2 separate regions of the Homo sapiens genome follow, and region 2 is linked to region 1. A link is an interaction called in ENCODE POLR2A ChIA-PET data of the cell type or tissue named here. Cell type or tissue: Caco-2. All regions are shown on one strand. Links, peaks and the distances in the headings refer to the core of each region. The heading gives the core; the rest is flanking DNA.

What was found. Peaks named below come from ENCODE experiments on the same cell type or tissue, not always from the same donor. Only the 100,000 strongest peaks of a DNase experiment are listed, where the experiment ranks them.
Region 2: POLR2A ChIA-PET joins it to region 1 with 9 read pairs; 3 of 35 experiments call an interaction of 5 or more read pairs at or near these places.

What each region holds. Positions count from the first base shown.
Region 1 is chr10:125,004,789-125,013,116 of GRCh38, forward strand. All of the region lies in intron 3 of CTBP2 (C-terminal binding protein 2), which reads right to left. Among named protein-coding and RNA genes, the nearest start is that of MIR4296, 24 kb to the right of the region's middle. RefSeq lists an enhancer at 3,064-3,569. In Caco-2, for the core only: no CTCF peak of the experiment used is centred there; no DNase peak of the experiment used is centred there.
Region 2 is chr10:124,844,964-124,853,291 of GRCh38, forward strand. No RefSeq gene overlaps it. Among named protein-coding and RNA genes, the nearest start is that of ABRAXAS2, 47 kb to the left of the region's middle. In Caco-2, for the core only: no CTCF peak of the experiment used is centred there; a DNase peak (open chromatin) is centred at 4,409.

The DNA.
Region 1 (8,328 bases), core at 268-8,267:
CCCAACCAGGAAGGTGTGACATTCCCGGGATCACTGGCCTTTGAGCACAAGGCAGCAGGCTCAGGGTCCCACAGGCAAAAGCAGGAGCCTTCCACAAAGGCCAACTTCATCTGTGTGGCCTCGCCTTCCATCCCTAACCTCCTCAAGGGCTCTTAGTAGTCCCCAAGCTGGCCACTTGGTGGGGACGATGACTGGGACCCCAGCCACGGGGGGGCTCCTGCTGGACCACCAAGGCTCATATTCCGTTAGCCACACGCTCGGAGACGAGGAAGGAAATCCCCCTCCACTGGGGCCGTGACTGCATCCTGTTAAGACTATACACGGTGCTGGGGAGGGACGGCCCAGAGCACCTGCACCAGCCCTGCATGGAAGGCCGTGCTCGGCCAGTGGGACTTGGGATAATTGTCTCTTTGAGCACAAAGTACAAAAAAGGCTTTTGTCCCAGCCTCAGAAGAATGGGCTGGGGTAGCCAGGTCCACAGCCAGCCCCGCATGGCCCCCAAGCTAAGTGCAGTTCTCCTGCCACCCCCGGCTGGGAGAAATCATGGCCCCTCTCAGCCCTGAGCGGCAGCTGCACCTGACGCTCAGACACCAAAGGCACACGTGCACCCAGTCACTCCTGCTGCTGCCCCGACACCCAGGTCCCCAAACAGGGTGTCCGCATGGATCCGCACTCCAACATCCTTCTGCACCAGGAAAACAGGGCAGGGGAGGGGGAAAATAAGGCAGGGACGAGGGCCAACACCCCCGTGTCCTCACCAGCCCACGACCTGTATGAGTGGACAGGAAGCGTGCAGCACAAAGCTGGATACCCCCTCAGCTCATCCGCGAGATCCGCAACAGCACCGTCACCTGACGAGGAACCCGACACACATGGCTCCCACCTGGGCTCCTGTTTTCTGCTAAGAAAATGGTACAACTGCCAAATTCCACAAGATTCCTTCTGTTTCAGTACACTCTTCTGGCCCCTACTTGAGGTCTGAGCGCACAACCCTGTGGGGCCTGGAAGTCCTGGTCTCATGCCCCAGGCGGTCGCCCACACACAGTGAGGAACACCCCAACTTCACTTTCAGGGGTGCTGGCAGGATGGTTATCGGAGAGAGTGCCTGATTATAAGAAATCCAAGCTGTTCGTTAAATGGTAGCCACACAGGAAAACCACGCTGGGCGCAAGGTGGGAATCCAGAGCCGCTGATGCGTCTGGGGAGCCTGAGAGGCCATTGTCACAAGATGTCCATCCGCAGCATCATCAGTGCATGGATCCGTTACCAGGGTAACAAACTCCAGGTTGCCTAGCGATCGGCTCCCTCCCCGACACGGGTTGCCTTTCTCCTTGGTGAAACCCACCCTCTACCCTCCCTGATGGCCGGGCACGCAGAACGTGGCTGAGGCTGGCCCGAGACCTGTCCAAGGTCTGAGGCTCGAATCCTGGCAGCAGGTCCTTCATGGCAAGGCGGGAAAAGAGAAAAGCCAACGGGTTCTCATGCTGGGAAAAGATGCCGGGCACGACGGCTGGAGGTGGGGGGTTGGGAGTGGGTGGGATGCTTGCGTGCCCTGCATGAGGTGCAGGGATATGGAGGCCACAGGAGACCCCCAAGCCCTGGGCATGAGAGCTTAGCTGGGACAATGCCAAGGTTTGCTCTAGAAGGGAAAGCACCATCTTCCAAGTGCTCCTTCAGTCCCAGAAGGAAACTGTCCACCCACACACCAGAGAATCTGGACTGAAATTCAAGCCCTTGCCTAGCAGCCGCTGCCCTACAGGCTTGCTGGAGCCTGGGGCAGAGGTTTCTGGAAGAGCTCATATGGAAGATCTCATATGGAGAGATGAAGGTGCAAACAGATCCCCCATCTTACCTCACACAGGATTCCTGACGCCTCTTTCAGGCTTCTGACCATTTGAGCAAGTTTTTAACCTATTAGGATGTAACTGACACACAGAGTAAGATTCATATACATTAAGATGGAACACGACCCTTTCAGGGACGTGGGGTCCCCAGGCCCAGTGGGGCAGGATTGGGAATTTGCGAGGAGAAAGCCCAAGGCGCAGTACGTAATGAGGGCTTCCGAAGAACTGGGCTTTATGCTAAAAAGCCATGGCTTCCAGTTGCTATGCACAGCTGACGGCCTTTTCCATGCGTACAGACCACAAGGCTGACAAGAGTCCTGCAGTGCTGCTGTTCTTCCCACTTCACAGCCCGGGAGTCAGCGCTCAGGGTGGCCCCGTACCACGGTGCGCAACCACGAGGTATGAGGAGACACTTGCGGACGAGGGTCACAGGGCCCTGGTGCCCTCTATGCGCTATTTTTCCTTTCTACCGTCTCCCGCCAGTAAACCTGCCTTGTCCATTTCAGGACAATTCCAGCTGCAACTGGACACATCACGGAAATGACATCAGTGCCTTACTGTTGACAGCTTGCCCACATTAACTGTGTAGAGCAGAAAGCCCTGCCGGCTCCCCTGGTATCAATTACTATCTGGTTTCAGGCTTGCGTGTGCACCAGGACGGCCCTGCCCCTCCGTCCGGGATGTGCTGTGCACCAGCTCAAGGCAGTGCTGACGCCCATCCCTGGGCCTGGTATTGCTTAGAGCTGCAGCTGCAATAAATACTTGTGAAATGAGAGATGCTCAGTCAAAAACAAAGACAACACCAGGCCAAACTGCTGGACTTTTGTGAACAGTAACCAGACACCCAGGAAAAGCAAAGTGCGTGGATCTCACAGATCCTAAGGCAGGTAGATCTCAGGGAGGATGGCGGAAGGATCCGGAGCTGGAAAACGCTACATTTCATTGTGGGGAGCTGCTGCTTTCTCGGATACAGGCAGACAGGCCTGGAGTTGACCTTCTGGCTCAGTACCATGCAAGGCAAATGGGATGTTCCCCTGAGCAGTCACCAAGAAGGAACTGGATTGATCCTGCCACACAAAGCTGCCTGCAGTGTTTCTGAGACCCATTTTCCAGTCTTCCTAGACACTGTGTGAGCTAAGCCGACATCCTTCCAACAGAAATTCTCATTATTTAAAAATGATCTAAATGGGTTTCTGTTGCTTACAGCACAAGACAACCTGCCCCAGGGTAAAGGGTTTCAGGATTTGAGGCTTCTACCCCAAAGCAAAGCAGCTGCAAATGATCATTTCTGACATAGGAGGCAAAGGCTGGCTCTGGCTTTTTTTTTTTTGGAGACAGAGTTTCACTTTTGTTGCCCAGGCTGGAATGCAGTGGCACGATCTCCGCTCACTGCAACCTCCACCTCCCAGGTTCAAGTGATTCTCCTGCCTTAGCCTCCCAAATAGCTGAGACTACAGGCATGTGCCACCATGCCTGGCTAATTTTGTATTTTTAGCAGAGACAGGGTTTCGCGATGTTGGCCAGGCTGGCTTCGAACCCCTGACCTCAGGTGATCCACCTGCCTCGGTCTCCCAAAATGCTGGGATTACAGGCAATAAGCCACCGTGCCTGGCCGGCTCTGGCCTCTTTTTTTAAAACGCACTAGATTTTATGGAAGTTTCCTGACACCGTAGCAGTCTCAAGACACCAGTGCCTGAGTCACTCCCTGTTCCTGACAGGGGCTACGGCTGCCCAAGGACAGACACTGGCCACATACCCCAGGGTTGCCCCATGAAGTCCCTGCAGGTTGCAGTCTTAGAGCTGACCGAGCTATCACATTCATGAGAAGAACCGCTGCTCAGAGTCACAGTAGTGGCCTTGCAGGAGGGAGCCTCTGTGGAATGAGGGCAGTTGCTGGAATTTGCCGGGTGCCGTCACCAGCTGCCCTAACACAGATGTTGTAAGAAGTACCTGGATCCTTCCACAGACGGGAGATCCAGGCAGGTCTTCCAAAGATCCCGACAGAAGGTGTCAGAGTGCTGCAAGCAGCTCCGAGCTGTACAGAGTAAAGCAGAGGTTCCTCTTCAAAGACTTTCCTCCCCGTCTAATTAGGAATAAATACTAACTTCTCTTAGAGGCAAAATTTATTCAAAGATCTGTGCTAACATTCTTAAATATTTGCTAGCCGTAATAAGGAAATCAATGTACGTTATGTTCTTAGCTCCCGCAATTTAGCCTAAATATTTGCCTTAGCATGCTTATACTGGTCCAAGCAAGCATTAGGTCATAGCCTGTTCCTCTTCCTTATTTGAAGGTGTTTTTACCTTTCTCAACATTCCACAAGTTACTTCCTCCTTCCTTTGTTCCCCTCTACCTTTGCCTCTTTAAAAAAGTTCTAAGTTGCTAGCCAATCGGGACAAATAGAGAATGTGAGGTCCCTTTCCAGCCAACGGAAACTGGACACAGCGGTAGGGTGGACGTGTCAGGTTATAAATGACCCTGTGTCCTTTGTTGGGTGAACTCTCGTGGGAAAACTGCTGGAGAGTGTACCCTTTCTGCAGAAAGTAAAAATGGCCTTACTAAGTAAATTAAATTTATGTTCAAGTGCTATTTCTTTATGGCACCGGGGAACGAGCATTCCAAACAGAGCCAAGCGATTCACGGCTTCATCAGCCCCTGTGACCTGCAGGTGGCCTGGGAGGCAGGAGGAGCCTAAGCAGCCGGTGTGGCTCCCAGCCTCATGCACAATGATCCAGGAAGAAAGAGGAGACAAAACCACACAAACTCCAGAGGCCGGGGCGGGACAGGGAGTGACCCAACACAGCCGAACCTGAGGCCCCGCCTGCCTCCAAGGAAGCCCCACTTAATATCCCACCGATCCCACCACCCTCAGAAAAGCTTCCTCTTAAATGCGGCCTGCTCCCCAATTAAGTGGCCGCTTTCTGCAATCCAGCATGACCCGATCCCCACTGGCTGAGCTCAGCAGACCTGATTTCTAGAAAGCCAGACACAGAATCAGAACTAAGGCCTGCTAACAGTGTTATTTCAGAGGCTTGGGTTTCTACAACATAAAACTGAAAATCGTGACAGGGCCAAGCTGGGGGCCAGATTCTGATGCTGGGACGTACGCAAGTGCCTCTCAGACACTTGGCGTTAGACTTGTAAACACAGCTGCCTCAGTGGGTCTACAGGCCAGCCCAGCACACAGGGCTGTGGAGCTCTGAGTGGGGGAAGGCGGTCTGTGGGAGCCTCGTGTTGTCAAGGTAAGAGATGTCTCCCTTGCTTTGTAAACATGTTTAACCATGTTATAAAAGCTGTTCTAAACCGTCAGACGTGGGATCTAAACAACAACAAATGTTCTGCAGTTGGCTGATCTGGAAAGTGAGCAAGCCACGGTGACTCCCCCTCCTTGTGTCCCCAGCAGCCGGGAAGGTGCCTGTTCCCACGGCAGCTGCAGAGAAGACTGCGGGCAACAGGCATCTCCCCTCTGCCTTTCACGAGAAGGACCACAGGAGCAGGGTGCTGATGAGCGGGTGGCTCCGGGAGCAGCTTCAAGGCATAATTTGGAAGAAAATCTGTGTTGCTAAGAGTGGCACTATTTTAAGGTTAAAAAAAAAAAAAAAAAAAAAAAGCAACTGCTATTGGAAATCTCAGCTTTGTTTCTACGTTGTTATCTGCTTTTTCATTTGGCAAATGGGCTTTCTCTCTGTGTTGCTTCTGGGAAGCTCTCCCAATGCTGCGTCCACTTCTTTGCCCAGCTTCCCAGAGGCTGCGATTTCATTTTACAGTCTCAGTAATGTATAGGTAGTATGTGCTCCCCCAGAATGGAGAACCCAATCCTTGAGTTTTAAGTATCACCTGACACGCCCAACAGATTCCCTGGCTCATGTGCACACTCCTCCTCCCACCATGCAATGCAAATGCGCAACCCTTATCTCTCTTTCTGCATTCATGGCAGACATCACTAATCGATCCCCACATTCTTCCTGAAGCCAGGACCTCAGCCCTGGAGTGGCATCACACACACCAAGCTGTTGAAGACCTGGCCCAGCTGAAAATGATTTAACTCAACCTTGGACAAGGACTGGCCTGAACCAGGCACTGGAAGACAGCATGAGGAGAGAATGAGAGAGCAGCGTGGTACAAAATGAGTGCCGGGGAATTTAAAGCATGAAGCACACCTTCTAAACTTAGAAAGCGGTGATGGCTGTGCCATCACCGTGTACATCCTTAGCAGCTATAGGGATTATCCTTATTTTTCCTCCAGTGAGGTACAACCAGGTAGGAAAAAGCTCACAATCTGCAGCATATTCAGCCAGCCCACTCCTCACACTAAAAACGCCAGGATCTTAATCTTCCAAAGTTGGGCTCTTACTTGTGAACAATTTAAAAGGGTTTATGGCAAAGGTTTCATGTGAATTATCCCTCAAGTTCCCCCTGCTTTTCTGTAAGGAGGGAAAAAATCGAGTGTTGGGAAATCTAGCTTCACCAAGGCCTCTGAGCACCCAGGGGCTGTGCTGTTTGGGGTGCCCCACACCAAGTGGGCTCCCCAGAAGGCTGGATGTGCCCCATGGGGAACCTAGTTTTAAGCTACTCCTCGGCTTCTGAGTTTGGCATTCTCTGCAAAGTCAGCTGGAGGTTTGGTGAAGAAATGGCCACAGGAACACCCTGATAAATAGATTTGCTTCTTAAATAAAACATGTATCTGAATGAGTCACGATGTGACACATGAGAGGCTCCCAGGTAATCTCCCTTGTAGCTCAGGTGACAGCTGGACACAGAGCTGGCGAGGCAGGAGGCTCCAGGTACCCCTGTCTTTATCCAGCCAGTCAGGTGCAGTCTGATGCTCCCCAGAGCCTGGGCCATGTTCTCAGGCCCCCAAAAGCTTTCTGGGTGATCATGTTAATAACGAAGAGCATGTGTGGTATCTTCCAGGGTTGGAAAGAGATGTCCAGACCCACACCATCAAGTTCAGAAAAAACACAAAATACAAACCCCCCTGAAAACGAAGCTCATCTGCAACCCTAGAAAGACAAGCACGTGCAGTCACTTCAACGGGTTCCTCAGAGCCCCTGGGGAAGCTGCAGCCCGCACCCTGCAGTGTCCGCGCTATGCGGAACGGAGGAGCACAGCGGGCCCAGAACACAGGAAAGTGACAGCTATTTCCCGGTTTGTAATGGAGTTTAAAATAAAAACAAAACCAAGAGTGATGTTAGGTGCTTGAAAGTGTTTTTAGGCACTGGTGGCTTTTTGGAAGCCCAGACACCGTCCTGTTGGCTGCCTCTGGTGTTGAGTGTTCAGGCTCCGTCACCTTCACCTAACCCCGGGTGCAGCTCATGTTCTGGGGTGAATTTTTGCCCTGAGGGAGCAGGTGCCATCCACCCGGGGCAGATCCAACAACCCCACCCAGCCTGTGTGAATGCAGACACTGCTGACTCACTGGGCCTGAAAGATCCGTGAAGGGACATCACCAAAAACGGCGCCTTAGAAGGCATTCCCACAGCGAAGCAGCCAAGGACGTGAGGCTCTGCTTCTATTTCTGGTGAGACGCGCTACGTGTGCGAGATTTCCCCAGTGGCCCAGCCTCACATGGGTGGTCCCTGGGCTCCGGGAGGGAGGACAGGATGTGGGGGATAGAAGCCGGAGCAACATCCAAGCCTGAGGAGCAAGGAATAAGGATTGTGGCTCCCACTGGGTGAGGCTCTGCGACATACCCTCCTGCTTCCCAACACGGGGACGGTCCCTGCAGGGACGGGTGGTCAGGATCTCATGCACAGGATAGGGACACTCTCAGCCACCACTGTGGCTGGGGACACACATCGTCTGAGTCCCCTGTCCAATAAACAGTTCTGGTGGAATCTTCCAGGAGGACTGCTTGTTCTCTTCCTGCCGGCACGCCAAGGTCAGATGCGCCCTGGGGTTCTCACTCCCCCACCTGCCTGTGCCTCTGCATACCCCACTCGTGTGGCCGATCCTCCAAGCCTCTGTGGAAGAGATGAGCCTCAGGGCATCGCCAAAGACTAAAAATTGTTGTTGTTGTTGTTTTGAGATGGAGTCTCACGCTGTTGTCCAGGCTGGAGTGCAGTGGCGCGATCTCGGCTCACTGCAACCTCCGCCTCCTGGGCTCACGTGATTCTCCTGCCTCAGCCTTCCAGATGGGGTTTCACCAAGTTGGCCAAGCAGGTCTCAAACTTCTGAACTCAGGTGATCCGCCCGCCTCGGCCTCCCAAAGTGCTGGGATTACAGGCATGAGCCACCGCGCCCGGCCAAAAGAAGCACAAACCTGCCAAGGACAAAAAGGGGCTCCCATATGACTATCTGTTCACCCTGGTGAACTCAGTCGTCAAAACCAGGACTGGCTGGTCCACCTAACTCATTCCTCCTTGGGAGGTGCCCACCTCGCCTCTCCAAGCTGCCAGCCAGCAGCAAAGAATGCTATGACTATGGCGATGGGCCTTCTGTCTCGAGGGTGGCAGCTGCCAGCATGTGGTTCCAGCCCACAGCT
Region 2 (8,328 bases), core at 199-8,198, 160 kb before region 1:
CCAAAGTGCTGGGATTACAGGCGTGAGCCACTGTGCCCGGCCTCAGTATGTTATTTCAAGTATTATTCATAGGACAACAGAAAGCATTATATATCTTTAAAATCTTAAATTTTGTGGTTCATGCCTGTAAATTAGCCAAGCGTGGTGGCGGGCGCCTGTAGTACCAGCTACTCCGGAGGCTGAGGTAGGAGAATGGCGTGAACCCGGAGGCAGAGCTTGCAGTGAACCGAGATCGTGCCACTGCACTCCAGCCTGGGTGACAGAGCGAGACTCTGTCTCAAAAAAAAAAAATCTTAAATTTTGGCTAGGTATGTTGGTTAATGCCTGTTATCCCAGGCCAGCCTGGCTAATTAAAAAAAAAAAAATTTAGGCTGGGCGCGGTGGCTCACGCCTGTAATCCCAGCACTTTGGGAGGCTGAGGCAGGTGGATCACAAGGTCAGGAGATCGAGACCATCCTGGCTAACACGGTGAAACCCCATCTCTACTAAAAATACAAAAATTTAGCCAGGCATGGTGGCGGGCGCCTGTAGTCCCAGCTACTTGGGAGGCTGAGGCAGGAGAATGCAGTGAAGCTGGGAGGCGGAGCTTGCTGTGAGCCGAAATCTCACCACTGCACTCCAGCCTGGGTGACAGAGCGAGACTCCATCTCAAAAGAAAAAATTTTTTAAATTTTTTGTAGAAATGAGGTCTCACTATGTTGCCCAGGCTGGTCTCTAGCTCCTGGGCTCAAGCGATCTGCCCACCTCAGCCTCCCAAAGTGCTGGGATTACGGGTGTGAGCCACCGCATTCAGCCCATGCCACAGTTTTCCTCCGGTTTCACAACTGCATGGTATTGACTGAGGGGTTCCAAGCTCCTGGGTGCATGGACATGTTCGTGTGCATCGATGACCTGGGCGACTCTGTGGTCCTGCCTGGCCGTCAGCAGCATGGACGCATGGCCGCCATCCTCATCCTCATTCTCCAGTTGACATTTCTAAAAATGACCTCCGGTGATGAAGTCCATGGGACCAGCAGCATTTTGAAAGTAAGGATGAGTTTCTTGGACAGTAGCCACTCGTGAGGGTGACCAACTGTCTTGGTTTGCCAGGATCCTCCTGGTTTTAGCATTGACATCTCCAGGTCCTGGAAACTCCTCTAGATGGTTGGTCACCTGACCTCTGTGTAAACTGAATCCAAGGATCCAAATCAAATGGTATTAAGGGAATGGTGGTTTTGTAGGACGCCGTCCACCCTGCTATAGTAGCTTGTTTTTCCCCCGGGAGACATTGGCAAAGCCTTGTAGCATCCTGGGCCATCCAGGCCAGTACAACTCTATGTTCAGTGTAATCACTTACAGGCTTTACAGACGAGAAGAACTGAACACTCCTGGATGAACAGCGACTGTGGCTTAAAGAAGAACCACAGGGGAGAAATCCACTGGGAGGGTGTGGCAGGAGGCGAGGAAACCAGAGCTGGCCTCCTCAAAATGCCTTAAGCCAGTGTGTCCTCCAAGTAATGGGGGCCATCCCTCCTGCCACGGGGTGTTCTGTAAGAGCAGACTTCCCATCCTCTTTCCTTTCAGAGCGGAGGGACTATCTCTGCTCCCCACCACTTCCCCAGGCCATCAGCTTTGGTCCAGCTGGAAGGATTGATTCCCTGTCCATTCAGCCCTGGCTTCTCTCCTGAGCCCCTTTTCCCCAAGCACACCTCTGTCCCGGGGAAACACCAAGATTCTCTGTACACACTCACTCGCTGTCCAGTGGTGATGGAGACCCGCATTCTGGTGTGGTGACCTCAGGAGATTCCTGGCCCTCCATCCCAGGTCTGGGAAGTAGCTTACAACAGTGGGCTTTGGAGTCAGACTCACCTGGGGCTTGAATTTCAGCCCTGCCATTTCCATAACTGTGTGCCCTGGGCAAGTTACTCAACCTTTCTGAGCCTCATCTATAGGTACAGTAAATATGGATGGATGGTAATACTTTTTTCGTAGGATATTGAAGGATTATGTGAGTTAGAGTGTAGAAGCCTTAAAACAAGCCTGGAAGACAATAAACTCTGATAAGTTGTGGCTACTGTTGTCTTGAACTAAGTCTTCTTCCAAGAGGCATTGTTTTATAGACCAGAGGTCAACTGGTGTTGTAAGCTTAGGACTGCTGTGCTCAGACCTTCTTTTCAGGTGGGGCCCCACGAAGGAGGCTGGGGATCATTGTGGGAAACACGGGGGGATCAGGCCACCTCTTCCTCATTTTATCTGTTGATTAGATTGGGCTTTGGGCAAACTTTGCTCAGAAAAATTTTATTTTATTTTTTTGCGACGGAGTTTCGCTCTTTCACCCAGGCTGGAGTGCAGTGGCGTGATCTCGGCTCACTGCAACCTCTGACTCCCGGGTTCAAGTGATTCTCCTGCCTCAGCCTCCCAAGTAGCTGGGACTACAGGCACCTGCCACCACACCCAGCTAATTTTTGTGTTTTTAGTAGAGACGGGGTTTCACCATGTTGGTCAGGATGGTCTTGAACACCTGACCTCGTGAACCACCCGCCTCGGCCTCCCAAAGTGCTAGGATTACAGGCGTGAGCCACCACGCCCAGCCCAGAAAAATTTTAAAAGGTCATATAACCACATGGCCGGGTGTGGTGGCTCATGCCTGTAATCCCAGCACTTTGGGAGGCCGAGGCGGGCAGAACACTTGTGGTCAGGAGTTTGAGACTAACCTGGCCAACATGGTGAAACCCCATCTCTACCAAAAATATAAAAAATTAGCTGGGCGTGGTGGCAAGTGCCTGTAATCCCACCTACTCAGGAGGCTGAGGCAGGAGAATCACTTGAATCTGGGAGGCGGAGGTTGCAGTAAGCAGAGATCACACCACAGCACTCCAGCCTGGGTGACAAAGGGAGATTCTGTCTCAAAAAAAAAAAAAAAAAAAAGGAACTGCACTATTTAGTACAGGAGCCAGCAGTCAGTCACACGTTGCTACTGAGCACTTGAAACGCAGCTAGCAAGGCGAAAGAATTGAGGTTTTTTTGAGGCAGCATCTTGCTGTCACTCAGGTTGGAGTATAGTAGTGCAATCATGGCTCCCTGCAGCCTCGACCTCGTGGGTTCAAATGATCCTCCTACCTTAGCCTCCTATGCAGCTGGAACTACAGACATGTGCCACCATGACTGGCTAATTTAAAAAAGAAAAATTTTGGCCGGGTGTGGTGGCTCACGCCTGTAATCCCAGCACTTTGGGAGGCCGAGGTGGGTGGATCACCTGAAGTCAGGAGTTCGAGACCAGCCTGGCCAACATGGTGAAACCTTGTCTCTACTAAAACTACAAAAGTTAGCCGGGCATGCTGGTGGGCACCTGTAATCCCAGCTACTCGGGAGGCTGAGTCAGGGAGAGTTGCTTGAACCCAGGAGGTGGAGGTTGCAGTGAGCTGAGATGGTGCCACTGCACTTCAGCCTGGGGGAGAGACCCTGTTTTGTAAAAACGGGGGTCTTGGGGCCAGGCGCAGTGGCTCACGCCTGTTATCCCAGCACTTTGGGAGGCCGAGGCGGGCGGATCACGAGATCAGGAGTTCGAGACCAGCCTGACCAACATGGTGAAACCCCGTCTCTACTAAAAATAGAAAAATTAGCAGGGTGTGGTGGCGTGCGCCTGCAATCCCAACTACTCGGGAGGAGGATGGCTTGAACCTGGGAGGCAGAGGTTGTGGTGAGCCGAGATCGAGCCATTGCACTCCAACCTGGGTGACAGAGCAAGACTCCGTCTCGAAAACAAACAAACAAACAAAGAAAAAAACGAGGTCTCAATTTGTTGCCCAGGTTGCCCTTGAACTCCTGGCCTCAAGCGATCCACCCCCCCTTCCGATCCACCGCCACCTCTCAAAGTTCTGGCATTACAGGTGTGAGTCACTGCACCTGGCCCAAGTTTTAAATTTCATTCAATTTTAATTCATTTAAATCTAGATTTAAGAAGCTGCATGCCATATGGCTAATGGTTACCAAATTGGATGACATAGGATGCTGACCCCTCATTTCACAAAGAGGGAACAACCGAGGCAAGAGTAGCATGATGATGGGCCCAAGGTCACAAAGCCACTGAAAGACCCAGAGCCCAGGCCTCCTGCCTCCTCTTACAGCTGTGTCTGCTCCAGACCATGACGGGCTTGGAGAATGTCAGCACAGGAAAGGATAGTAGAGATCCTCTCCGGCAACATTTGTCCCAGATTGAAATAAACAAAGGACAGGCTGGAGCATTTGCTCTGGGCCCCACGGGGCTTGGCATCCTGCTCAGGAAGCGTGGCTGTCCTCAGCCCAGCCTGGGACGCTCTTCACAGTGTCCTGGCACCTTGGATGCAGACAGGCCAGAGCGGGAAGCATAAGGGGAGCTCGCCTGGGGCAGCTGCAATCTCGGTGACCCTTGTCCTGACAAGCACACTCCTCCCCCTGCTCAGGACGTGACAGGGAAGGCTGCATCAAGCAGAAGCCAACCTCATTTCTGCAGCTCATCCACACCTTCCACTTGCTCAGTCCTCGGCCTGCCTGCTCAGAGGTACCCAGGTGGAGGATCAAATTAATCCCCTTCTTCATCCGGAGGCTGGCATTCAAATCTCCACCCACCCAGGGAGAGTGGGCACAGAGTTATGGGCGAGGCTGAGTGACATCCAAGCCCTCAGGAGAAAGAGGATGGCGAGAGAGAGCCCTGGCACCTTGCTCTAGCCATCTGCTGCCGACCCGGCCTGAGTGCACTGTGCCTGAGCAGACGCTGGGAGAGGGTGCTCCAGGCACCTGGAGAGCAGGTGGGACTCATGTGCAGCCCCGTTTTGTTAGCATCTTCTCTCCCTCCTTCACTCTTTCTCTCTGTTCTCCAACCCTCCCTCTCTCCCCACCCCTTCACTCCCCTTCTCTTTTGTTCGAGTAAATTTTTATCAAGGTGTAACATATATACAAAAAAGGACACAAATCATAAATGTATAGCTTGTCAGATTTTCACAAAGTGAACATACCTATGTGACTGGCACGAACATTAAGAAACAAAACATTGGCCGGGCTTGGTGGCTCATTCCTGTAGGCCCAACACTTTGGGAGGCTGAGGCAGGTGGATCACCTGAGGTCAGGAGTTGGAGACCAGCCTGACCAACATGGCGAAACCCCGTCTCTACTAAAAATACAAAAATTAGTATTTTTGTATTTGGGTGTGGTGGTGCGTGCCTGTAATCCCAGCTGCTTGGGAGGCTGAGGCATGAGAATTGCTGGAACCCGGAGATGGAGGTTGCAGTGAGTCGAGATCACAGCACTTTGGGAGGCTGAGGCAGGCAGATCACCTGAGGTCAGGAGATCAAGACCATCCTGACCAACATGGTGAAACCCCATCTCTACTAAAATACAAAAAAAAAAAAAATATTAGCCGGGCGTGGTGGTGCATGCCTGTAGTCCCAGCTACTTGGGAGGCTGAGGCAGGGGAATTGCTTGAACCTGGGAGGCGGAGGTTGGAGTGAGGCCAGATCACACCACTGCACTCCAGCCTGGCGACAGAGCAGCCGGGCGGGGTGGAAAGCGCCTGTAATCCTAGCTACTCTGGAGGTTGAGGTAGGAGAATTGCTTGAACCCGGGGTGCAGAGGTTGCAGTGAGCCGAGATGGCACCACTGCACTCCAGCCTGGGCAACAGAATGAGGCTCTGTCTCAAACCAAAACAAAATAAAACAACATGCCTGTGCCTCACAATTTCCCTTCATGTCCCCTCTTGGTTGTTACCCTCACTCTGTTAACCTCTATCAACATAAATTGATTTTGTCTGGGCCGGGCACGGTGGCTCATGCCTGTAATCCCAGCACTTTGGGAGGCCAAGGTAGGCAGATCACCTGAGGTCGGGAGTTGGAGACCAGCTTGACCAACATGGAGAAACCATGTCTCTACTAAAAATGCAAAATTAGCTGGGCGTTGTGGCACATGCCTGTAATCCCAGCTACTCATGAGGCTGAGGCAGAAGAATCGCTTGAACCCAGGAGGCGGAGGTTGTGGTTAGCTGAGATTGTGCCATTGCACTCCAGCCTGGGCAACAAGAGCGAAACTCTATCTCAAAAAAAAAAAAAAATGATTTTGTTTGGTTATAGACTTTCCTACTTCTTTCACCCAACATGATGCTTGTATGATTCATTCAGGTTGTTGAGTACCCAATGGTCAACTGTTGATGGACATTTGAGACTTTTGAAAGGTGGGTGCAAATAATGCAGGTGTGAACATTCTCATCATGTGTTTTGGTAAATGTATGTCAGATGTCTGCATATATTTGGGGTATATAGATAGCTAAGAGTGAATTGCTGGTCAGAAAGGCTGCAAATGTTCAGCTTTAGTAGAAGCCAACAGTTTCCCAAAGTTGTCCCACCAAGTCACACTCCCACAGCAAAGTATGGGCATTCCAGCAACCCCATCTTCAACCACATTTGGTATTGCCAGTTTAAAACATTTTAGCCATTCTGCTTAGCCTGCAGATCACTGTGATTTGCAGTTGCATTGCCCCAGAGACTGATGAGCTTATTTGGTCCTGCACCTGTTTTTTTGTCATGTTGTCTGCCTTTTTCTTATTGATTTGCAGACTTCATATATATTCCAGATACGAGGTTTAAGATATATATGCATGTGAATGTGTATATATATATGTGTGTGTTGGTATACATACATATGTATACATACCAACTATCTTCTTTCTCCCATTTAGTAGCTTGTCTTTTTACTCTTTTTTTTTTGAAACAGAGGGTCTTGCTCTGTCACCCAGGCTGGAGTGCAGTGGTGCAATCATAGCTTACTGCAGCCTCCACCTCCCAGGCTCAAGTGATTCTCTCGTGCAGCTGGGACTGCAGGCTCACACCACCACTCCCGGCTAATTTTTTTAAATTTTCAGTAGAGGCAAGGTTGTGCTATGTTGCCCAGGCTGTTCTCGAATTCCTGGACTCAAGCAATCTTTCTACCTCAGCCTCCTGAAGGTTGAAATTACATGTGTGAGCCACCTCTCCAGGCCATTTTACTCTCTTAAAGATGATTTTTGCTTAACAGAAATTCACCATTACAATCTAATATAATTTACCAATTGTTTTCCTTTATGGCTGTTTTTGTATCTTGTTTAATAAATCTTTACCTATCCAAGGCCATGAAACTTTGAGTTTGTTTTGTTTGTTTTTTTCAAGAAGATTTATTGTTTTAACTTTTCACATTTTTATTTTTGTATATGGTATGAAGGAATGGTCAAATTTTTTTTATGTTTTGTAATCTAAAGGCCAACGTTTACTTTTTCCCTATGAATATTCAGACAGTCTGGGCAACATGGGGAAACCCCATCCCTACAAATACAAAAAAAATTAGGCAGGCACGGTGGCATGCACCTGTAGTCCCAGCTACTTGGGAGGTGGAGGTGGGAGGAATGCTTGAGCCCAGGAGGACGAGGCTGCAGTGTGCTCTGATTGTGCCTATGAATAGCCACTGCACTCCAGCCTAGGTGACAGAGTGAGACCCTCTCTCAAAACAAAAGAATGTCTGGATGATTCAGCACCAGTTGCTAAAAATTACCGCTTCCCACTGCCCTGAATTATTACATTTGTCATAAATCAAATCAAACACAGATCTGTTTCTGAGCTTTGTTTTTTTTTTTTTTTTTTTTTTTGAGACAGAGTCTTCCTCTGTCCCCCAGGCTGGAGTGCAGTGGCCCAATCTCGGTTCACTGCAACCCCCACCTCCTGGGTTCAAGCTATTCTCATGCCTCAGCCTCTTGAGTAGCTGGGATTACAGGCGCCTGCCACCACGCCCAGCTAATGTTTGTATTTTAGTAGAGACGGGGTTTCACCATGTTGGCAGGCTGGTCTCAAACTGCTGACCTCAGGTGATCTGCCTGCCTCAGCCTCCCAAAGTGCTGGGATTACAGGTGTGAGCCACTGCACCTAGCCGAGGCCTATTTATCTTAATGTAGGCTAGCAATAACTGTTAATGTCTGGTAGTATGAATCCTGGAGCTTTGCTCTTGGTCACTCTTGGCTGTTTGCATTTCTATATATGTGTCAGAATTAGCTTGTCAACTTCTGCATGCCCCCAAATAATCTTGCTGAGATTTTTAAAATATTGCATTGGATCTATAGACTAGTTGGGAAGAATTGACATCTTTACGATATTGAGTCTTCTAATCCATGAACTAGCTGTCCATGTGTGTGTGTGCCTGTGTGTGTTTTGAGATGAAGTCTCGCTCTTGTTCCCCAGGCTGGAGTGCAGTGGTGCGATCTCGGCTCACTGCAACCTCCGCCTCCCGGGTTCAAGCGATTCTCCTGCCTCAGCCTCCAAAGTAGCTGGAATTACAGGCGCCTGCCACCACGCCCA